Regions from separate parts of the Mus musculus genome. Here regions 1, 2, 3, 5 and 6 are each linked to region 4. The links are chromatin loops, found by intact Hi-C in ENCODE. Cell type or tissue: heart. All regions are shown on one strand.

Region 1 (4,000 bases), 110 kb before region 4:
TCATGGTGGGGAAGCCTCGTAGCAAGTGGGAGGCAAGACATCAGAAACAGGAAGATGGGAGCTCATATCCTCAACCACAAGCTCAAAGGAGAGAGAGCAAACTGGAATTAGGTGGGTCTTAGTTAGGGTTTTACTGCTGTGAACAGGCACCATGACCAAGGCAAGTCTTGGAAGGACAACATTTAATTGGGGCTGGCTTACAGGTTCAGAGGTTCAGTCCACTATCATCAAGGCAGGAGCATGGCAGCATCCAGACAGGCATGGTGCAGACAGAGCTGAGAGTTCTACATCTTCACCTGAAGGCTGGTATGAAGAGACTGACTTCCAGGAAGCTAGGGTGAGGGTCTTATAGCCCACGCCCACAGTGACACGCCTACTCCAACAGGCCAGCCACTCCCTGGGCCAAGCATATACAAACTATCACAAGGTGAGGCTTTAAGCTCTCAAATCCTGCAAGGCCATGCCTCCTAAACCTTCTCAGACAATGCCACCAATTAGTGTCGAAGTACTCAAATGTAAGAGCCTATGGTGGGCATTCTCTTTTAAACCACATGGAGCGTAGCAGTTTGAGAATCTCTGGGGACAACCATGGGAGGCAATCCATTAGACTCTGAAGATAAACCAAAGCTTAAAAGGGGCAGTATAATAGTACATTCATTAGAATTAAACTAAAATTAAGTTAATTAATGAAATCAAACTTTCGTGTCACCCAGATTGAATAGCCTTGGGTGAGGTAGAGATGAACACTGAGCCTTCTAGTTTCAATATTTGAAAAGTGAAGATAGTAATTATTACACCACGGGACTCTGAAGAGTGAGACACATGTATAAGAAACTCTTGCAGTGTCTGACACAAGGCAACACCCAAAAAATCAACTCTCCTATCTCCCTCAGTCCACCACTGCAGGACAAACCAAGAGATCTTGTAAAAATGAACAAGACGTTTCCTTCACTCCCCCTTAAAACTGTCAATTGTCCATCACCATGACAAAAACAAAACAAAACAAAACAAAAAGAACCCCTCAGATAAACAAGTTAAAGGAAGCACTATTTGAGCTCATAATTTCAACTTGTTTAACCCATGGAAGCCCTTGATGACTCTCGTTTCATCTATCCCAAACATCTCCTATCCTGTTATTGATATTTTACTATAGAACATTACTTCTATGAATATATGTAACATATATCTTTCCATGATGTCACCTGTCCCACGTCTGCACTCTTGTCATGTGCTTGTCTTATTTCCTACTCCTTACTGTTTGATACATAGTAGGTCTCCATAATAGTTGTTGAAAAAAATAAATGAATATTCATGAAAGCATTATGGATCCTTAAGTGTACCATGTACATTTCTTCCCCAGTAAGACAAAACACTTTGATTCAAAGTGTAACACCATTGTGTTGGCTGACTGTAACCCGGATGTTACACAGAGGTAAGGCCGTTAACCTCCTGAACTCTATTGTCTGTCTCATTAAGAAAGAACCAACAATTGCCACCCTCTTGGTGAAGATAGAGGTAGCAAAGAATAAAGGAAATGAATTCTGGCAAGTGTCTGGAATTTTACAAATGAAAGGCACTCTGTTTAACTATTCAACCCATCATAAAGATGACAGGCATAGGCTAAAGTGGCCTAATCAGAACCCCTGAAGTCACGTCAAACCACTGGACAATGACGACATCAATTCACCAGAATTTCCACCAAATACAATGGCAGTGTAAATGGCAGGATCACAATTCAGGGTGGTAGTTCCTGAAGTAAGATTAAAAACAAGGTCACTACCCAGATAGACTGGCAATTACAAAGAGAATGTAGAATCCATTGGAGCAGAAAATGACCCACCCATGCACTCGAAATCTCCAGGCTTCCTTCCTTCCACAGACACAGCCTTTTTGACACACAGGAAGCCACTCCTGGAGCACTCTGCCAGTGCCTTCTAGGAGACTTGTTCTACATTTTAAAAAAGCTTTATGAGGTTGACAGCCTGGTCTGGTATTTTCATTTCAAGCCTAGAACACAGGAGCTGGTCTTGTAAGTGCATGGATAGGGACTCAGCTCAGAAAAAAAAATATGGTTGTATACACCTTCTGTGAATGCTCTTGTTAGAACATAGTTCTCGAGCAAGCCTACATCTGGCATGGAAATTAATAAAATGGATTTTTCACTTAGGTACCCAAGGCTGTCTGTCTTTGTCACCTGAGAGCTGTGTAACCTCAGTGTGTTACCAGAGATTCTCAGTAACTTCCACTTTTAATTTCCAAAACGAAGATAATAACACCTGCCTTTAAAGCAGTGGTTCTCAACCTTCCGAGTGCTGTAACCCTGTAATACAGCTCCTCATGTTGTGGTGACTCCAACCATAAAATTATTTCCTTGCTACTTCATAACTGTAATTTTGCTACTGTTACGAATCATAATGTAAACATTTGATATCCAGGATGGTCTTATACTCCCTCCAAACATCATGTGTCCTCCACGGATCTTACCTTACTATGGGTTTTGCCTTAGCACATGGGTTTGTCTCAGCAAAACTCCACAAGAGTCTGCATCAGCTGACACCACTCTGCCAATCATCCAGAGTCTGCAGAAGTGGTAAGAAGCTACAGCACACTACCAGAAGTTTTCTGTTGCATTTCTTTCTACGGAATCCCGACAAATTGAGCTCAACTATGCAATATAAGGCAGACCAATACATGTGTGTTGTTATCCAGGAATCCTTCGTCACGTGTCCTTTCATGCGCTTGCTTTAGCAGAACATCCTTTCACCTGTGTCTGCTTCAGTGAAACATTCCTTCATGAGTCTACCTTTGTAAAAACATCCTTTTATCCGTGTTTCTTTGGGAACTTCATGTGTTTGCCCCAGCAAAACAACATCTTACACAGCTGACTTTCCAAAGAACCCTTAAGTTTCCACTTCACATTACAGTGTACTATAGTGGGTGGTATGATGGGGAAAGTTGAGAGCACCCACAAGGCTACTGGAAGGGACAAGCATATGTCAGCCGGTGGCAAAGGTCATGGGTGGAGATATACTGTATACTAAGGATGCAATATGAAAGTGGAAGAGGATGGGAACAAAAGAAATCCTATATAGAAGGAACGTTATTTGCAGGTGCCCAACAAGTACAAAGCAAGAAATTCTCATGTTTTGAAAAACAGAGCTATCAGGAACACTGTGTGTTTTTTAATTCAAAAGGGTGACATAATTGAATTCCTATTTTTCAGTGATTGATATGGTTATAGTATGAAAACTAGATTAGGTAAGATGCTACTTTGAATCCATGACTTAAGGACAGACATATTCTAGAGAGATTTAGGAAGGACAATAACAAGACTTAGCAATCAACAGGAAGGGAAGAATGAAAAGGCGGGGCGATGGACAATAGTAGGTTTAATGGCAATGGCACCGAGACAGGACACACAGAGGAGAACAACTTTTGAAGACTCAGTATGTCATGAGTTTGGGATGCCTCTGGGGCTGTCTGGTGGAGCATCTAGCAGTAAGGTGATGAATTGAGCCCTGACATTCCTTTTCCCCATGTTCATCATGATAGCCACTTTCTGTTAATATTAAATGTCCTGTAATCCAGCCACACAGGACTTGTTCATGTCTGATTATACAGCTTTGCTTTCACTGTTCTAATAGGAATCTCCGCCTATATAGCAGTATAGATAGCTAAATTCTGACACCAAATTAGACATGACCTCCATAAAGGGAGCCTCTCTTCCTAAAACATATTGGTTACTTTTCTGTTACTGTGATAAAAGACCATAATGAAAGGCAACTTATGGAAGAGAGAGTTTATTTAGGTTTATTGTTCCAGAAGATAAATGTCCACTGCATATCTAATACCAAGTGGACATCATTGAAACCATATACATATAAGTAACGTTCAGACTGAGCAGGCTGTATTTCTTAATTAATGATAATAATAATAATAATAATAATAATAATAATAATAATAATAATAATAATATGTGTGTGTGTGTGTGTGTGTGTGT
Region 2 (4,000 bases), 490 kb before region 4:
GGATGGGCTTAGTCCAGAGACAATCCATCCCTGGCCCCAGGGTTGGCGTCTGCTTGGCCAGGGAGGAAGAGACTTGAGCAGCTGGCTACTTGCAAGGATTTGATCTTCAGAATACTTTCAACAAACTCTACCCAATTATTCTCTGGTTGCAATGTATCAATGCATTCTGGGCTATTTATGATCTTTTAAGCCAGTGGCTTAGCATGGTGCTGAGCTAGTATGTAGCTTAGAAAAGCATGCAGTACAAATGAACACACTTTATAAATTGTACATGATAACAACAGAGAACTTTATCCTTGAGGTCTCAACCTTCAAACTTGGGCCATTGTATGGCACAGCGCTCGTGTCAGGTAAAATTACTAACCTGATATCTTGGTCTAACGGACATTGGTAACGGACATTGGTTAAAACTGCTGTACGGTAATGCATGTTATAAGACATTCTGGATGTTGGTCATTGGGAGGAAACCTGAAGGAGTAAATATGCCCGAATGGTGATATCTACATCCTTTAAAAACCCTGGCAAAGCATGTATCTACCTCAGCATTTAAAGATCATGTTTCCCCAGTGATTGTAAGCCTGGCTTCTGCCACATCAGCAGGTCAGCCATTACTGACCCAATCGATAGCATGTCCAGGTTAACTGCTGTGGATGCTCTGCCCACCTGATGGCTTCATTGCTGCAACTAGGAAAAGTCCGCTTGGCTCCCCGGCTCCTGAGTGCGTGTCATTGAGAATCACACACAGTGTGTGCATCCGGTACATGGCTTTAAGGTACTTTCGGCCACATCTGTGAACAGGGCCTTCGGAATCAGACACTTAGGTCTTACTCAGGAGTGGGTCTTACTTAACTCCAGACACTTCACTTGTCAAAGGCTCTCTGCCAGTTTGCTGACAAGATCAAAGGGGGCAAAGCATCAGAGTGTTTCCCCTCCCCCATATTAAGAATGTGAGTGACAGGTTCTGGTCTCCCTTTCTCAGCGTCTACTTAAAGGCAAGTCTCCTGCAACAATTGCATACGTGACAATGGTTCCTTCATAATCATGATTGCAACATCTGTCATGGTAAGAGTGACACAGTGTCTGCTCTGTGTCTGGGCGAGCATGCGGCCACCCATTCTTATGCCCGTTCTCCATATTATCTTTACATGGCCGCTGCGCACGATTTTGTGGTTTTGTCCTCGCATACAGCCGCTGTGCCTTCCCTCATACACTGTCTGTGAAAGACCACGGAGCTGCGGAAGGAAGCCCCTCCCCCTTTACGTAGCGATGGAAAAGCAGGGCTCTGAAGGCCAGTCTATAACTAAGCAGCACAAATGGCTCTCATTTATCTCTGTCTTTATTGAGTATTCAGTACTAAACGTCAATATATAGGAGCGTGTGAAAATAGGTATAGATCCGCAAAGGGTCAATTAAAGTGACAAACGCACCGTCCTTCACACCCTGCTCCTTGACAAATACAAGATCATCACTTTTAACTTTAACTTTAAGCAAGCAGAAAGCTCAGAGACACACCTTGGTTCTTTAGCATAGAGCATATCTATTTAAAGAGTAGATCTGTGGGGACCTAAAAGTATCCTTTCAGATCAAGAATAAAGCTAACTATAATTTACGTGTAGTGTCAAACACATTTTACCGTATTTAGGCTTTAGGTAAACTGCTGGTGTGCAGGTGATTTGTGCCTTCTGTATGATCACCCAACGAATACGTTGACTTGTTCTGATCTTTCATTCTTCAATTATATTGACTAAGTAAGGATTTCTGTGGCTCGCTGGTAAATTTTTGGATGATTCCACATTTTGCCATTGTCTGTGTTATACAACAGTCTGATCCCCATGTCCTTCCAAAGAGAGCTCATTGGATCGTTGAAAGCCTCTTCTACCCCAACAAAGCCTAAGGAAAAAATAAAAAATAAAAAAAATAAAAAAAATAAAAAATTAAATCATGCAACATACCCACTAGATGGCGCACTAACAACAGTGATTCTCCAGCATGGGGGGACCAAAAATCAAATTTTTGAAATCTACAGAAAATTAAAACAGTAGATAGAGTGAATGTACTATTATGTTGTTTTTAAATTATTTTTTTAAATGTGGCTTATGCGTACAAGTGTGTGTGTATGTGTGTTTTTATGTGTTCTAAACTCAGAAGTTCTTCCTGTTTGCTCCACAAACATTTTAAGGACGAAGCCCCTACATCTCTATTACGGAGCAAGTGCAAGTGTCGGAAGGTTGACTGTGGAGCCTGCAAGATTATGGCTCAGAAGGAGAAGGCACTCATCTCCAAACCGGACAACCCGAATTCAATGCTCAGAACCCACAAGCCAGAAGGAGGGAAGCAACCTTGCAAGTTGTCCTCTGACTTGCACACGTGCGCTATATCACACACACACACACACACACACACACACACACACACACACACACACACTAAATAAAAGAATTAAAGACTAAAGTTGACTGCAGATGTGAATTTCTATGAAGCAAATTTCCTTTTCCCGTTGATCCCTATTATAAAGTCAAAGATTCCTCCCCGCTTGGCCCCCTAAAAATAGGGAATGTTGATCAAGATGTAATAAATTGTCATGGAGAACAGTGACAAATCTTTTGTATTGACTTATTTGAAAGGAAATTGTATTTTTTTTGACATGTTAAAAAAGGTGTCAAAATGTCACCCTCGAGTGCTGTGTGGTGAAGATTAATTTATGGTTGGTGCAATGTCATACAGGCCTAGAGAAGTAAATGACATTTTCTCTGCACTGAATAGATGGGTGATAATCACTGAGTTGCCGACTGTTGTGCCAAAATGAGTCCCAGCAGTCATGGCGGCAGGGGTGGGGTAGGGGGTGGGGTGAGGGATCAGGGGGTGTGCCGGGGAATTTAGAGACAGATGGTAAGGGTCAGAAGAAAGGAGAAGAATCAAGAACTTCACAGGCAGGAATGAACATGGATGGCAGTCCACCATCCCCAGCAATGTTCTGAAAGTCCACCACAGCAGTCGCACACTGACTGACGGGAACTGGAAAGGCTGTGAGGGTTTCATGAAGAGTCCTTAGTGACGCCACGGCTCCTTTTTAAAATCATGAATTTCCTTATTAGGAAGGCACGTGGGACTGATGCTTCTTTCAAGGTCTAATTCATGGCTAACTCAAAGTAAAATTCTTAACTAGTAGGCACGAATCTTCCTCTAATAGCTACCTGCCTTTGTCTACCTATTTTCCTCTCCCAGAGACGTGATTTCTAACTACGACAAGCCTGCTCGCTGTCCTGGGTGTGGTTCATTTCTTTCTCCCTTTGTACTTTGCTATAGCAAAGATGGCAGACTGTCTTTCTGACAACACACACAAATCTCAACCTGTTTTTCTAAGCCCAGCCCTCCCTTACAACCAGATGGGGCTCTGAGTAATTCTTGTCAGTGGAATGTGACTTGAAGTAATGGCACGCTCTCTGGGCTTTCGCCCTTTGCAGCTGCAGGGGCATCCTGGATGATCTTAGAGGCCCCATAGAGAAAGTCCTAGAGACTCCCACTTTAGAGTTTCAAATGACAGTATGGGTAAGGGTCTTCCTCCATCTCCACCCCTCTTTTGCCATGCAGCCAGAAAGCCTTGTTTTGGATTTTATGTGAGTGAGAAATGAACTTTTATTTTGCTAAGACCTGGGCTTCAGTTTGCCTCCAGTTTCAGACCAATCATCTGCACCCCACATCCCAAGGAACTGGCTGGGCACCAGGAGGAGCTCGCGGCTTTTGATAGGGTTGAAGGAAGGCAGCGGGCAAGCGAGGTTAAAGGGGGACTCCATGTGAGGCTGACACAACCCATAAACCCGTGAGGGAACGGGTTAGGTTTCATAAACGAAGTTTGATACAAAAGATTTTTTTCAAAGCTTTGTGTGAAGAGCTTTTGGGGCTGCCTTCTAGGAATTTGGCAGGAATTTTGACATCGGGATAGCACAAGGAAGTAGGCTCAAGATGAATCCTGCTGAGGTCTATGTCCTTTTATCTGGAT
Region 3 (4,000 bases), 98 kb before region 4:
CTTTAACAGCTCCAAAGAGGCACTGTGCCATCCGTACGTAATTCTTTAAAACCCACATTTAAGCTGCAATGAGATCATCGTTCAACAATCTGATTGGCAAAGGTCAAAATCTTTTGAGGATTTGATTTTATTTAATTATATGTATAGGTGTGTGGCTCTGTGCTCACATGTGTACCTGTAACACATGGAGACCAGAAAAGGTCTGAATCTCCCCCCTCAGAGGCAGAGTTACAGGTAGGTGGGAGTGACCTGGAGAGGGTCTGAATGACCTTCGTCTGCAAGAGCTGATCCATCTCCAACCAAGACAATTTGACAATCATCACTGAACTTATTTGGGTCTGGAACTGACTCCCAGTGTTTATTTGGTGATACATTCTCACGGGTGACATGCAGCTTTGCTTGTAACAGCTAAGTATTGGAAACAAACTAAATGCCCTGGTGGAAGGCTAAGGCTGAGTTATGCCTTTAGACCTCCAGCATCTGGCAAGATTCAGAGAAGAATAGCATATTTAGATAGCATGCAGCCATCTGCATAATGGATTTGTAAATGCACAAATATGTATATATCCATATACTTGTGAGCATACAATATACTTAGAAATAAATAAATATATATGTGTGTGTGTGTGTGTGTGTGTATATATATATATATGTATATATGAGACTAATGGTTTGGAAAGAAATCAGATGCCTGGAAACAAGAGGAAGAAGAAGATTCTCTGGTCTATGTGGACATAATGAATTTTTAACAGCTAATAACAAACTCAAACTATCATCATTATCTAACAGACCAAATGAGAATAAACCAACTCCTATAAGCACAAAGCTGTCTCAATAGTATATGAAACATCAAGAAGACCATGTAAGCTCTGCAGACTTTTCTCTGAGCATAAACTGTAGCTAACCAATAATGCTTAATATTCTATTATGACAGAAACAACACCCTAGAATCATAGAGTCAAGGGTCGGAGAATAAAGGGTCATAGAACCAAGAGTCACAGAATTAAGGGTCATAGAATCAAGGGTCATGGTGCCCCTGCTTCCTGGAAAACAGAACAAAGCCATTCCTGCAGCAGACATACAAACCACAGTTGTATGACTGTGGCTTAGTTCCCATGTAAATTAAAAGGATCTGTTTGTTTCAGTGACTTGCAATAATAGCACCAGAAAAATTAAAACAAAGCAAAATTTCTCTAAATTGTCCTCCACCAAACCTGAGGAGCATTTCCTCTGTTCCCAGTCGAGAGAAAGCTACAACGGCCCCTGAGACAAACTTCAGACCAGTCAAAATCTCAGGCCTGAGACTGGTCTTAGAGCTTTGGGAAACTCTTTGTCTCCAGAGAGATCTGGCATGTTCTGTAGAGGCAAGGCCTAATGTGATTGCCAAGCAACCTAACAGTGAGACAGGACCACCGTTACTCGAGCTGCTTTGAGGAGCACGCCGGCCCTGCTGTCCAACAAAGCCGACTGCTCGGGAGGTGGGGAAGCAGTTTCATGTCTTACATTTCTCTCCTCCAGCGCTTTGAGCAACCACACTGGGCCGTGGATATTTATCCTGGCAGCTAGGTTCCCTATCTCCACCACCGAGGAAGCACTTCCCTGGGCTATAGACACTCAGCATGCTGACTCGTTATCCAAAAGGAAGTTCTGTTTGGTAAGAGGGGAGAGCATGCTCCTGAGCATGCGTGTAAACATGGTGTCAATCATTGTCAGAGGGACAAGAAGACAGTGCAGGACCTCGGATGCTGGATCCTGGGTAGAGGATGAGTCTGTTGGCTCCACACTGACTCAAATATCAAGATCTTTACATTTCCTAATAATTGTAATAAATTTTTCCTATTGTGCTACATCAGACACAATTTCTCTCTGTTTCATCGTATAGATCTGTAAGCCTGGAGGCTGGCGAGATGGCTCAGCAGGTAAGAGCACTGGCTGCTCTTCCGAAGGTCCTGAGTTAAATTCCCAGCAACCACATGATGTCTCACAACCACCCATGATGAGATCTGATGCCCTTTTCTGGTGCGTCTGAAGTTAGCTATAGTGTACTTAATTATAATAATAACTAAATCTTTGGGCCTGAGTGAACGGAGTTGACCAGAGCTAGCGAGTGAGCAGAGGTCCTAAAAATTCAATTCCCAACAATCACATGAAGGCTCACAACCATCTATACAGCTACAGTGTACTCACATACATAAAATAAATAAATCTTTTTTAAAAAGTTTTAAAACTGTAAGCCTGATTTACCTATGTTCGGGTTGTGCTATAATTCATATTTCTGTGCCTAACATTTTATCAGCCATGATGTGGAAAACCCATAAAATAAGCATATTTCAGAACTTAATAGACAAAAAATGAGAATGTAGGAATTGCATAGTTGGCCAGGCCTTATTGGCTCCTGCCATGGAGGCAGAAGTAGGCAGGTCAAGGCCAGCCTGGTCTACAGACTGAGTTCCAGGACAGCCAGGGCTACACAGAGAAACCCTGTCTTGAAAAAAAAAAGTGCATAGCTGTTGTTTGGGGGGGGGTCAGGTGGGGATCTGGTGATTTGTGGTTTAGCTCAGTGGTAGAGTGCTTGCTCAGCACAAAGCCCTGTATTTGATCCCTGGCACTTCATAATCTGGGTATAGTACTTCTGTAATCTGAACACTTAGGAGGTCAGAGCAAGGGGATATGGAAAGGGGTTGAAATCTGTCCTCAATGACCGGGTGGTTTCAAGACCTGTCTGGGATACATGAGACCCTGTGGAAGAAAGAGGGTGGGGAAAAGGTTTCTCTATGTAGCCCTGGCTATCCTGGAACTCAGTTTGTGGACTAGGCTCAGAGATCTGCTTGTCTCTGCCTCCCTAGTACTGGGATTAAAGGGTTATATTACCACACCCAGCTAAAGAGAGAGTTCAGCTTTTTTGTCTGTTTGGTTTTAGAGACAGGGTTTCTCTGTGTGGCCCTGACTGTCCTGAAACTAGCTCTGCTGACCAGGCTGGCCTTGAACTCACAAAGATTCATCTGCCTCTGCCTCCCAAGTGCTGACATTGAAGGTGTGCACCACCACCACCAAGCTGAAATTGTAGCTTTATCTATCACAAAATTATAGCTGCAAACTTCTCTATTCAACTTACCCACAAATGTATTCATAGAATTTTGTCTGAATTTGATTGTATATTTCCTTCCTTTTCTGTCATAAAAAACTAAAATAAAACTATCTTTGGACGCCTCCCAAATATGATGGTTTTTTTTTCCTTTTGCCTGGGCATACAGCCAATAAAGATTAAGCTGGAGAGTAACACAGTTGGGGATGGGGGTTGGGAAGCAGTGTTTTAACCCTTTGAATGCCACTCTCTTTCTCGGCAAACCAAGAATGATGTAAGGGCCCGGGTGACTTGAGAATAGAATCTGTGCGTCTAAAGATATTTTTACACAGTGTGGGAGACTCTGACAGACACCCAGGTTGGAAGACCTCTAAATTCAGTGATTCCTAGTGTCATTGTTGACTCTGACAACTGTTGATCCTTAAAGATGGCCTCTCTAGATACACAGGTGACTTTATGTAAGGACAAAGCTACAACAATAGGCAACTTTGTGAGGGGGTTGGGCTTTTGTATAGCTTCTTCTTCTTCTAGCCCTCCTCTTAAGAACATCATACATAACATAATATAATATCCATGACCTCAAAAACAGAGAGGCTGGCCTGGTCTCTTATTCAAGATGCGAAACTCAGAATCCCGAGGCTCAAATAACTTCTATTTTAAATTTAACCCAAGACAGCAATCCCCTTTGAACCCCATAACCTATTTTTCTTGCTTGCACAACCAGATGGCCTCATGTTACCAGCCATTGGTTCTTCAGTCATGGTCTTCTGCCTTGTCTCCATGGAGAAGTCATTGTGTGTGCACTTGGTTATTCTTCGTCAATTGACTGGCTGGCTCTGGAAAAGGAGGCTTCTAGTCTCCACCTCTGACTTTTGGATGCCAGTTAGACGTCATCATCTTTCCTGACAGCAGAAC
Region 4 (4,000 bases):
TGCAAGTACATTTTACATCACAACCCCAAACGCAGCCTATTTAGTCGACACACAAGCTTCACAGCAAAGTGCTTAGTACTGCTAAGGGTGGGACGCTGCTTTCTCCCCCTTATATCCTACTCATTAAAGAAGAATGTTAAGCTGGTAGGTGCCCACTGAGTCTCAACCACATGATCTCTCTTTTGCAGTTTGAAAAATGCAGACACGTCAGCTTTGCCACATTTGGGGATACAGTTGTGTCTCCTGCCTTCTAGACACAGGACAACAGCAATAACCCAGTGGAGGTCTCAGTGGGAAAACTCTTGTGTTAGAATTTTTTTAAAAAGATTTATTTTTAGGTGTATTGGAGTTTTGCCTGTGTGTACGTCTGTGCACCGGGTGTGTGCTGTGGCCACGGCCACAGAAGACAGAAGACGGCTTTCGATTCACCCCCCACCCCCCAGATGGAGTTAAATATGGCAGTGTTAGAGTTCCAGTGTATAAATCGCTACACAAACCAGGCCGCTTTAGAAGGACGTGCCATTAATAGAGTAAGTGTGTCTGGGATAGAGTTGTGTCTCCCTGTTCACCAGGTTAGGGCACAGTAGTGAGCTGCCATGTTGCTGCTGAGAACTGAACCTGAGGCCTCTGGAAGAGCAGCCAGCGCTCTTACCCACTGAGTCATCTCTCCAGGCCTAGTAACGCGCATTTTCGATTCACTACTGGGAAGAATCAAAGTGGTGATAGAAAAATCACCTTTTTGCTTTGCATTGTTATTGTCACGTACTATTCAGTTTCTGACCATCCGGAAATTCAGATAAAGATTACAAGCCTCCAAATCTATTCCTCTCCCCTCCCCTCTCCCTTTCCCTCCCCTCTCCCCTCTCCCTCTCCTCTCCCTCTCCCTCCCCTCTCCCTCCCTCTCCCCTCTCCCTCTCCCTCTCCCTCTCCCTCTCCCTCTCCCTCTCCCTCTCCCTCTCCCTCTCCCTCTCCCTCTCCCTCTCCCTCTCCCTCTCCCTCTCCCTCTCCCTCCTCTCCTCTCCTCTCCCTTCCCCTCAGTCCTTCTCTCCCTCCCCACCTCTCTCCTTAACTATCCTGCAGTATGAACCATGGAAAAAGTCCAAAGGACAATAGGTCTAATTGTATTCCAAATTGCAGCCATAACCAATAACCTACAGAACTTCCTGAATACCTCTAACAGGGCAAGAGATTTACCTAGAATGAAAAAGTGGTTTAAGATCTTTTGAGTTTTATCAGTTGAAACCTGATAGAAAGGAATTTCCCAGGATTCCTGAGTCCACCACCAAGCGTTTCCTGACAGGAGTTTATCCGATGTTACTAGGGTGTGCAGTTGGGAGGGGGGCGGGGTAAGGTAATCAAGACTTTTTTAGCTACGATTATATGTCAGATTCCTAACCTCCCCTCTGAGGAGAGTTCGGTCTCCATGGGGAGACTGTCGATACAAGACTACAAACAAATTCGAACAATCTGAGGACTGTGCAAGACAGCACAGGTTTATGAAGTCCGGACACCACATGGTTTAGAAAACAGAACTGCAAAAGTAGGACTGAGGAGGGGAGCATTAATTATAGGCAAGCCGAAAAAAGGCGTTCCTGGCTCCTTAGGTCTAGAGTGACCACCGCCCTTGAGAGGGGCGAGGGGACGTGCAGCATTCATTCTAAGGCTATTGTTTAAGTATGGCTGACCGGACCAGAGGTTTAGGATGAAGAACACAGTGTGTAAAGGGGAAATAGGGTCCTGCCCTGTCAATCATGAACACTGACACGGGCTGAAGGTACCCCAAGACTTTCGTGCCACGGAAATAGGCAGTGTTGCAGATTTCCTCAGGAAAACATTGAAGGCAAAAAAGTGTGATCACACCCAACCCTTTCCTCTATGCCCAGCCCAATCTCTCCCACGTCCCCCAAAGGAAGAGAGCACCAGGTCAAACTCGTTTGTTTATTCTTTCATTCAACCAGCATTTCGCTCTCCTCGGGGGTCTTTGTTCAACCGAAAGGGAAGGGCCCTCGCCATTCCGGCAGCACCGAATATTCTCGTCTAGGGGTCCCCCTGAGCCGCCCGGCTCTGCAAGACCAAAAGCACCACCGAGGGATCTGGGCTGTAGAGAAAGCTCCAGGCCTACATTCCAACGAGGGCGCTCTCGCTGGAAGCCCGGGGAGACGCTAGCACCAGGGGTGGGGTGGTAGCAGGAGGGAAAGTGTCCACCAAGAGGGAACAGGGCGCCCCTGGGCGGCCTCGGAAGAACCCAGCCCGAGGTTCTTTTATTAAAGGTGTGTCTGGCTTGCTGGTCAAACGCAAACCCTCCCTAGTACGCTGTGGCACGTGCAACCCAAAAGTCTATGCCGACACGCAACTGCGAGCCGCCTCTCATTCACCACCAGGCTAGCACTGGAGAGTGAAAGCACATCTAGGTGGAAAGATCGAGAACACAAACCGGCCCTCTGGGCAGCGTGGCAGCGCCCGCCCAAGTTCTGCGGGAGAAAAAAAAAAAAAAAAACCCTTCACGTAAATCAAATCTTAAGTCACGGGCTGGGAATGGTTATGGGGGGGGGGGCTGGGAGGGTAGGGTACTGCACACTCGCCGGCTGCGTCCCCGAAACGCAGCGTTGGAGACCGGGCTGGGAGGGAATCTAAGGGATCCGGCTCCGTAATTACAGCAGCCGCGGGTGGCGGCCACCCACGGGGCTGCAGTGCCCCGAGCCGCGGGGAAGCGGGGTGCGGCTGGCCCCCCGATTCGGGGTGCGGGGCAACCGGGAGGGAGGCGGAGCCCAGGTGCTGTTGATACACAAAGGCGAACGCCCGCGCCCCGCCCACTGACGCGGCGCCCCGCCGCTATAACTCGCGCTCGGGAAGCTGCTCCACACCGCGCCACGCCGTCGCCCGCGCCGCTACCCCTCAATCTCCGCCGGAGGATCGTGATCGCCATTCCCCGCTCTTTTTTTTCATTTTTCTTTAATAATTAAAGAGGAAAAAAAAATCCACCTCTTCTGCCTGTTGTTGGATTACGGGGAAATTTTAAAAATTTTTTATTAAAAAAAATAAAAGAAAAGGACTCCGTCACTGTTACATTTTTTCCCTCGTTTTACAATTCTGGTGTGTGACCGAGACAGCCCACGGGAGACGCTGCCGTGAGGTGGGCCAGCTCGCAGGGAGAGCACCGAGGTGAGGCGGGGGAGGGGCGGCGGCGGGGACGCGGGCGGCGCCGGCGGCGGGAGCGGGGGCTTGCGGCCACCCGGCCACAGCCTCCCGTTAGGGGGAAGGGGGAATCGCGCACGGGCCGCTCGGCTGCTTGCAATCGGGTCTTGTGCCTCGAAAATAATCGTCCGGTCCGGGCGTGGGGCAAGGCGAACCGCGCGAGGGCTTGACAATCAATCGCCCCTCGGTATTGCATCAGTTCCTCCCGGGGTAGAGGAGGGGCGGGTGACCGGGTACCCGGGGCAGTCCCCGGCTTGCCGGAGGCTAGGCTCGGCGTGCGCCCTGTAAACAAGCCCCGGCTGGGGCAGGGGGACCGGGCTCAGCGCCGGGGCGGCTGGAGGGGCGCCTCGGCGGGCGCATCTTTGTTCTCGCGGCCCCGCCGTCGGTACTTTTCCGCCCCTCGCCGCGCCCCCGCCCCTCGCTCGCCTGGTACTTTTCCACTCGCCTGGCGGGGGATGAATCAGCCGCGCTGCGCCGCTCGGCGGCGTCACGTGGTACGGGGGGGGGGCGGGCGGGCGCGCGCCGCAGTCCTGACGCGCCGCCTTCTACCTTCGCAGGCAGCCTCGAGGGCCAGTGCGCCGCCAAGGACAAAAGGAAGCCCGCGCCGCGAGCGAGCCGCACACCGTCCGTCCCTCCCGAGCAGCATGAAGAAGACCGAAATGGGAAGGTTCAACATCTCCCCGGATGAGGACAGCAGCAGTTACAGCTCCAACAGTGACTTCAACTACTCATACCCCACCAAGCAGGCTGCTCTGAAAAGGTGGGAAAAAGAAATGTGCTTTGCAAATTAAAAAAAAAAAGCCAG
Region 5 (4,000 bases), 78 kb before region 4:
CAGGTACACCGTCCCTGATATTCCAGTCATGGTCCAGCCCTGGGACCCTTAAGGTGTGTGCAAGCCTTCCAGGTGCAAAACAGATCTCAAACTTCATCCTCCCAATGCCAGAACATCCTTCTGCCCCCAGGAGGCTGGAAACACATCCAAAAAATCAACAAATAGGCCTAAAATAAATCTAATCCTAAAGCAAAAACAGTCTTCTATCGGTTTCCTTTAGCTGATACAGAAAATAACGATTAGAAGTTTGTGCTTTTTGTACATAAAAACTTTTGCATAATTTGTTAATGTTATAAACATCAGCAGTTCGCACCTTTTGGCTTTGTTAAGTTTACTACTGCTGTGATGACTACCATGACCAAACCCAAGTTGGGGTTCAGGGTTTACTCAGCTTACATGTCCACTTCCTAGTCCTTCGCTGAAGGAAGTCAGGGCAAGCACTCGAGCAGGGCAGGAACCTGGGGGGCAGGAGCTGAAGCCTCGGAGGAGTGATTTCTTACTTGTTGGCTCCTTATGGCTTGCTCAGCCTGCTTTCTTATAGACCCCAGGACGACCAGCCCAGGGATGGTACCACCCACCATGGGTGGATCACTAATTAAGAAAATTCCCTACAGGCTAATCATATGGAGACATTTTCTCAAATGAGACTCCCTCCTCTGTGATAGCTAGCTTGTGTTAAGTTGACACAAAACTAAACAGCACACCATGTCTCCAAATCTCAACTTATTCTAACGCTTAATATATATGTCTTTATATTTTATCTGTAAGATAGGGCTTCTTTGGTCCATAAGAGGTTTTATAAATATATTCAATCAAAGATCAAAAGGGATCTCCCTGTCCTTTTTAATTACTCTGCTAAAACACGAGGGATTACAAGCCAGTCACTCAACCTGACGTGACATCCTCTGTCAAGCATCCTGCATGTCATAGAGACTTGCCTCTACCATCTACAAGGAGCAAAAGAAATTATCTGGGCTGAAGTGTGGGAACAAACTCTTGGCAAACTTAGAAATACTTTTCATGTTGTCTTAACCTGGCTGATGATTGCTTTAGAACAAGTATCCCACTGTGGCTGGACACTTGATCTGCAGGATTCCTTAAAAGAAAGGAGCGGGTGGCAAGAATGTATCAAACGCTCCACAAAGATACAAAACGTTCTGGACGTGGCCTAGCTCTCAAGGCGCTGTCAGACTAGGTAGGTCACTTAAGTGCTTCTAAAAATATGGGACAGGGTAACTTTCCTGGCCTTGCTTTCGTTAGACACTAGACCAATTAATAGACAAGAAATAGTCGTCATCAAAGTTTGCTTTGAGAAAAATTGCAATATTTGCTCAGTTTTTATTGTGTGATGCTTTTGCATGGAGTCTTCCATTCAATTTCTTTTCCTAAATTCAGTGCTAAACTGCACACCAAGGTTTGTATTTGTATTTTTTTTGAAACATTATGTATAATAGAACCATTTTCTAAATCAGGCGTTATGAGCCTTCATATTTGTTTGTTTTCCTTTGTAGTTGTAAATTTACAGTGTGTTTCTGCTAATGCTCTCAAGTATCCTAGTCTCCCCCCCCCCCGCCCCGTCCCCCACTCCACCCACACAACCCCTTTCCTAGTATGTTGACCTTACTAAATGCAAGAATATCTCTTGGAAGCTGCTTACGTCCAATAGCACTTTCTAGAATTCCACGTATCATTTGTTAAACATGCTCTTACATTCTTCTCTGCCAAAGGCTAATAGTTACAGATATAGCATTGAACAACACAGACAGTCCTGTCTCCACAGAAATGACTGCCAAAATAGATTTGGACAGGAACCCAGGGGCGCCAAACGGGAGAGCAATAGAGAATCCGGCTGTGGCCAAAGCCGAGACTTCGGCAAAAGGGGAGGCTCATCCTAGAAGCAAGAACCAGCGCGATACACAAGCTTGAGTTCTGGGCATGCGCAGTTCGCACTGGAGTTCTGAAGCACCTGGGCCTGCCTGCTCCTGTGAATGCCTGAGCATGGTGGGTGCTCATCATGCAGGGGCAATCTAATGTATTCCTTGAATAGCATCAGTAGACATAAGCCATTGCGGTCTTAAGCTTTCTATGCAGATCTGGGGGATTTTGTTTTGTTTTTCACTTAATTCTGTGCAGCGTGTGTATCTAGACAGCCAAGCCTAGCCTTAGCTCTCTGGCCCTGACCTCCACGTCTTGTACCCCAGCATGCAGATAAGCACACTGTACCCTACTTCCTGCTAGAAGCACCCCCTACTTTGATGTGGAGAGTCAGGGGAAGTGTTTCAGTTCTCGCAGTTACTAAACCGTGCAAGGGGAAATTGGTGTAAGCACACCAAAATGCTAAGTGCACCCTGGCCTGGTTGCACAGAACTCCGGCTCCGGGCAGCCATCAGGAGCGCTGTCAAGACTGTAATGCACAGGGCTCCATGTTGGAACTCTCAACCCCAGAGGCCAAGGGACCATGGAGGAAAGGTGTTTAAAGAGTGCCACCTCGTAATGAGGAGGATGAAGGGTCAGACTCCACTGTTGAAGACAAATCTTTCCACCAAGATCCGCTGCAACAAAGATGATCCAGCCCATGCCGCTGTCAAAAGGCGCGAACAGCAAATCCCTTTAAATCTACCAATCTTAGTTAGCTTTCTCTGGGGGTGTGAGTGGATACAGACCCCCAGTGAAGCCGACCTCTGCTTCTCACCCCTTATGCCATCAGGTGGACAGAATTCCAATGGGGTGAGAAGCAGAGGTCGGCTTCACCGGCAGCAAAGGATGAAGTAAGCAGAGACTAAGAAAAACATCGTTTCTGTTCTTTCTTTGTAATTCGTGGAAACCGGGAAGATCAGTAGAGCCACAGAAGACTGGCTACCACCGTGTCATTTCCATTAGTCTTTGTGTGTCAGAGTGAAGGGAAGAAGAACATCACTGTCACACTGAAAGAAAGTGGCCCATTTGTTCAACATGGCTGTCACGTCCCTCCTGACTTCTCAAGGTGGTCATAGAGTAAGCTAATTTCCATTTGGTGGTATGGAACTTTAGTCCGAGTGTCTTTGTTTTGAGCCTTGCTAGAGGCTATTTGGGGTCAGCACAGAAACATAATGGGGGGGGGGGGACTTCCTATTGTGTTTATGGAACAGTGTCCTAGAAAAGTAAATTATAAGCCAAGGAAAGAAGGACATTTTAACCCTGAAGTACAAGAAAAATTGCCACAGGACCAGCAAGACAAGTCAGAAAGTAAAGGACACTAAGGCTGGTGACCTGAAGTCAACCCTCTGGAGCCCGCATGGCAGAAGGAAGACCCATCATCACAAGTTGTCCTCTAACTTCTGCATGTGCCCTATGCTGTACAGGCCTCCCTCATCCAGTAGATCGATAAGGAAACATATTTAAAATATTTTAAATTAAAAAAAAAATCCATTGCTTCAAAGAATAGAACGGCCATTGTTGTTATGCTTATGAACTTATAGTGTAGTTTTAAAATCAGTGTTTCTTTTCTGCCTTTTCTTCTCTGAAGGCATGAAAAAAAAAAAACCCACTCATTGTACTAATTAAACCCTACCTGAAGATCTGGTTCATACTGGTTTCTATTCTTTGTAGGGGACAGGCCGAGAATAGAGTATTAGAACTACTAACAAAGAGGGAGTGGGGAATGAATTATTAACAGAAACAACAATTCAAGCGAGAAACTATCAGAAGAAATTGTGCCTGAGTTTGAAAAGTAATGACTTCTATAAGAATAAAGGGAAGCGACTCTTGTCCCTCTGGCTGAGGAAGAAGGAAGCGCCCAGAGAGGAACCACCCTACACCCTGTTGCTGAAGGGATTAGAGAGATACAAGCACCTTCAAGTCACCCAAGACGTGAGAAATTAAAAGCATAGCAGGCTGCACTTGTCATCGGATGATATTTTTAGGAGAGCTTAGTTTGCAAGCTAGAATTACAGAACAGAAAGATGCAGTCAATTAAAAGTATTTAAAGATGAGTTTCTGGCACGGGAGAGGATGGGCAGGA
Region 6 (4,000 bases), 49 kb before region 4:
TTTGAAGAACTGGCCCAGAACTTCTCCTCAGACCCAGCTCAAATGGCTTCCTCTTGCTCCGATAGCCAAAGTGAGTTACGTGACCAATGTGTGACCAAGCCTGTCATTAGCAGTGTCCCTCCACACAGGGCACTATCTATAGATAGCACAGCGACAGGCCGTGCTACAGGGATGATGGCATGAAAACGGTATGCCACAGGTGACACACGCTCTGCTTTTTCTCATTGGCAGGTGGGGTTTCTCTCCCGTTGCCAGCAAACATACTAATAATAACTTGCCTTTTGCCACTGATGTACTATTCCTTTTAGGGGCGCAGGCTGCAGAAGGAGGTTGTATTTATCACCCCCCAAAACTTCCCAGAAACTGCCCATCTGTGTGGGAAAAGCAAAAAATAAACAACCATCCCCATGACCCTTTCTGATGTCCTTGGTCCCCCCAAAGACTACCAGGACCACACCAAGACGATTTAAATACATTCTCTTGGACTGTAATTAGGTTATAACAATGTTTCAAAAGAAACAAATAGCATTGGTGCCCAGGCTGGCTTCCCACTGTGGTAGCTACACTTTAAAAAAAATGATTTATTTATACCTGGGCAGTGGTGGCGCACACCTTTAATCCCAGCACTTGGGAGGCAGAGGCAGGTGGATTTCTGAGTTCGAGGCCAGTCTGTTCTACAGAGTGAGTTCCAGGACAGCCAGGGCTACACAGAGAAACCCTGTCTCAAAAAACAACAACAAAAAAGATTTATTTATTTATTTATTTATTTATTTATTTATTTATTTATTTAATGTATATGAGTACACTGTAGCTGTACAGATGGCTGTAAGTCTTCATGTGGTTGTTGGGAATTGAATTTTTAGGACCTCTGCTCGCTCTGGTCAACTCTGCTCTCTCAGTCCCTGCTTGCTCTGGTCCAAAGATTTATTTATCGCAAGATTTATTTATTTAACCTCAAGTTTTATAAGTGTATATAAGTACACTGTAGCTGGCTTCAGACACACCAGAAGATGGCGTCAGATCTCATTACAGATGGTTGTAAGCCACCACGTGATTGCTAGAATTTGAACTCAGGACCTTCAGAAGAGCAGTCAGTGCTCTTACCCACTGGGCCATCTTGCTAGCATCCAAAACCTCTTTTAAAAAAAAAAAAAAAGATTTTTAAAATTAATTTATTTTTTACACTCCATATTCCATTCCCCACACCCCACCCTGGGGGACTGCACTTTTAAGTAGAAGGATCTTCGGTTTGAAGTGCCCATATTAGCTGTGATATTTTAAAAGTCTTCATAATCTTTGAGTGAATGAACATCTTCAGTTACTGGGCCCCACAAACTACATGGCCAGCCTAACTAGGAATAGATTATTCCTCTCTGGAACACTTCCCCTGACACCTCTAGTGATGCCGGGCACCTCTCTGTTGTGCCCTCATTTGACCTCGTGACTCTGACCATGGACACCTCCAGGCTGGAATTTATCTCTATACTCTCTTCCTCTAGTTCATAGGTTCCTTGAAAGCAGAAGAAAAGAGTAGGTTATCGCTGTATTTCCTGTAGCAGATCAGTAAATGATTATCTAGTGCTGGGCAGGACCTTCATAAAGTTTCCAGACCTGTAACATTGTTTTTTAACGTTGCAGAAGACAAACTGCTAAACCAGGCGTAGTACAAGCGCCTATAATCCCAGAGTTTGGAGGGGGAGGCAGGAGGATCAAGAGTTCACAGTCAGTCCTGAGCTTATGGGAACCTGTTGAGAGAGAGACAGAGACAAATAGAAAGACAGACTGACTGACTGATAGAGACAGAGAATACCAGCCAAAGCTCAACTACACTAAAGTGTTCTTCCCAGAGCCCTGTGGCAGATGTTACCCAGTAAACAGACTGGGTGGTGACTGGTGGAGCAAAGTCCTCTTCACACACCTTCAGACCACTGTGGCTGTCCCCAGAGGGGCACGGGTAGGAGCTGCAATCTCAGGTCACTGGATCTGTCCCCAGGCTCACAGCTCTCCTCTCATGGAGTATAGAAAACCGTACCCTAGCCGTTCCTTGATTTTAATACTTGAAGGTTCCATGCTCTGCCAGAAGCACAGGAGAGACAAACACAAATTAGCGTGTTCCAAAAGAGAAACCAGAAATTTACACATCATGCATTATTCAGATCCCACACGGGCATTAATGCCTCTATTTTCAACTAATCACGTCGTTCTGATGCACAGCGAGTAGTAAATACAGAATAAATTCCAACACGCCATAAAAGGACCTGCAGCTCCGTGTGCTCTTATCTCTGAATGAAAATAAACCAGGAGTTTGTGGCACATGCTCTGAGAAGAATGCCGGGCAGCTAACCAGAAACAAACGGGGAGGAATTACTACAGTGTCAGCACTGCTCAGATGGCTGTAGGCGGCATGATTGCACACACACACACACACACACACACACACACAGAGAGAGGCTTGGGGCCTCAATGCTCCTGAGTTCAAATTCTGACTGTTATATTTGCTAACAGTGTCCATTGTTTGAGGTACTTATGAAAACGTCTCTGAGTCTGTTCCCTCCTACGTTAGCAGCAGGTGGTGACGCTGACCACCTCACAGGCTTCTTGAAGGTGAGGAGAGCATACCCGTGCACAGCAACACAGCTCAGAGCCCAGGAAGCCCAGGCCACAGCTTCTGAGCCTTCTCCGTGGTTCTAGTGGCCAGATTCCCAGAGAACTCTGCATTTATTCCTCTCTCTCACATCCCACTCTCTTCTTCCTCAGACCCAGCAGATTAATCTCTAATTAACAAAGACATTAATCCCAAGCCACAGTGGCTAATAAAATATCTTCGCAGAGAAATGCCCAGAACCTGTGGGTTTCTTTACTAACAGAGAGAAGTCTGTGTACTTTAGAACTAAGTGGCTATATGCAAAGTATGCGCTAGCTGCTATCACTGAGTCATCAAAAGAAGGCAAGTGAATAAAGAGAGGCCTTGCTTTGCCCTACTGGGAGAACAACAAATGGCGCCCAAAGAGGCACCTGAGCGAATGATCTTCTTAGACTTGTCCCAAAGGAATTATTCTCTGTGACATTGTCTCTCCCTGTTAGCCTTAATGGTCCTCACAAATACTATTTGGTATAATAAAACAAAAAACAACTCTGTAGTAAAGGCATTTAAAAAATCCTCAAATACATATACCAAATATTTTTCACGTAATCTAGGTAGTAAAAAAAAAAAAAAAAAAACCTTAAAAGCAACAATTACCAGCAACCGCCTTGACCAAAGCAACCAGGTAGTTCCCCAAACCTTGACCTGATGTAAAATTGTGTAGATAAACAATGGAATGTCAGTATCTTAGCAACACTGCAAACCAAGTTTAAGTGTTATGAACAAGCATCCACTGAGTGACCACGCTACTACGTGGGCATGAGCTGCCACGGTGATGTCAGGCCCAACACTAAATGTTTCAGCCAAACATGGTGTTACTCAGCTCTAGAGAGTCCCAAGCCTGAAGACCTGAGACTCCCATTAGCATGGGAGAGGCAGAAAGATCAGTTCAACCTCAGAAGACAGGGCTTGACTTCCAGTGTCAAGCCTTTGCTCAGTCAGGCAGGCTCAGCCATCATTTCATCTCAGAAGCCCTAAATTCTCTAAAGCAGTTAAAATGAAATAAGAAAATCCTTTGTTTATCTCAGGAGTTCCGGGTGTGGGGATGAAACCGTGAGACATGATTTTATTGAACGTTGCAGAAATAAGAAACAAAAATAAACTTGAAGTCCTATGTCACATTCAAATGCTACAGTACAGGGGCAGGGGGTGTGGCTCCATGGCACGGTGCTTGCCCGGCACTGGAAATGAGTAAATAAATGAGCTAGCTATATTAAGGTCCTTAATCTGAGGTCCACAGATGGAGTGTTTGCCATGTCCAATACTACATGCAAAAATACACGCGTCTATTTGAGGATGTTTTTCTGGATGGAAAGGTCAGAGCTTTCGTTAGTTTCTCGCTACGTCCCTCCCACC

The links. A loop is a pair of places that touch in the nucleus more often than their neighbours do. Peaks named below come from ENCODE experiments on the same cell type or tissue, not always from the same donor. Only the 100,000 strongest peaks of a DNase experiment are listed, where the experiment ranks them.
Region 1: a loop joins it to region 4, with 2.2 times the contacts of the local background. A loop is called at or near these places in 3 of 42 quality-filtered maps.
Region 2: it touches region 4 in a loop (2.3-fold over the local background); 4 of 42 quality-filtered maps call a loop at or near these places.
Region 3: a loop joins it to region 4, with 2.6 times the contacts of the local background. A loop is called at or near these places in 2 of 42 quality-filtered maps.
Region 5: a loop joins it to region 4, with 2.4 times the contacts of the local background. A loop is called at or near these places in 3 of 42 quality-filtered maps.
Region 6: a loop joins it to region 4, with 3 times the contacts of the local background. A loop is called at or near these places in 6 of 42 quality-filtered maps.

What each region holds. Positions count from the first base shown.
Region 1 is chr15:96,811,533-96,815,532 of GRCm38, reverse strand. No RefSeq gene overlaps it. Among named protein-coding and RNA genes, the nearest start is that of Gm32564, 5.2 kb to the left of the region's middle. In heart, no CTCF peak of the experiment used is centred here; a DNase peak (open chromatin) is centred at 1,882.
Region 2 is chr15:97,185,998-97,189,997 of GRCm38, reverse strand. Gm33253 (a long non-coding RNA gene) reads right to left here. Exons shown (of 4, transcript XR_003951518.1): 3 at 1,634-1,890. Gm33205 (a long non-coding RNA gene) reads left to right here. Exons shown (of 4, transcript XR_875636.1): 4 at 2,180-2,583. Among named protein-coding and RNA genes, the nearest start is that of Gm33253, 5.0 kb to the right of the region's middle. In heart, CTCF peaks have their summits at 1,985 (motif pointing right) and 3,720; no DNase peak of the experiment used is centred here; H3K27ac peaks cover 247 bases.
Region 3 is chr15:96,797,035-96,801,034 of GRCm38, reverse strand. No RefSeq gene overlaps it. Among named protein-coding and RNA genes, the nearest start is that of Gm32564, 20 kb to the left of the region's middle. In heart, no CTCF peak of the experiment used is centred here; a DNase peak (open chromatin) is centred at 1,544; H3K27ac peaks cover 668 bases.
Region 4 is chr15:96,698,570-96,702,569 of GRCm38, reverse strand. Slc38a2 (solute carrier family 38, member 2) reads left to right here and starts at 2,842. Exons shown (of 16, transcript NM_175121.4): 1 at 2,842-3,162; 2 at 3,753-3,955. The coding sequence starts at 3,840. In heart, a CTCF peak has its summit at 2,222; DNase peaks (open chromatin) are centred at 2,279, 2,819, 3,549 and 3,659; H3K4me3 peaks cover 2,638 bases; H3K27ac peaks cover 2,618 bases.
Region 5 is chr15:96,776,695-96,780,694 of GRCm38, reverse strand. No RefSeq gene overlaps it. Among named protein-coding and RNA genes, the nearest start is that of Gm32564, 40 kb to the left of the region's middle. In heart, no CTCF peak of the experiment used is centred here; a DNase peak (open chromatin) is centred at 1,864; H3K27ac peaks cover 1,798 bases.
Region 6 is chr15:96,747,596-96,751,595 of GRCm38, reverse strand. No RefSeq gene overlaps it. Among named protein-coding and RNA genes, the nearest start is that of Slc38a2, 50 kb to the right of the region's middle. In heart, no CTCF peak of the experiment used is centred here; DNase peaks (open chromatin) are centred at 165 and 2,325; H3K27ac peaks cover 3,418 bases.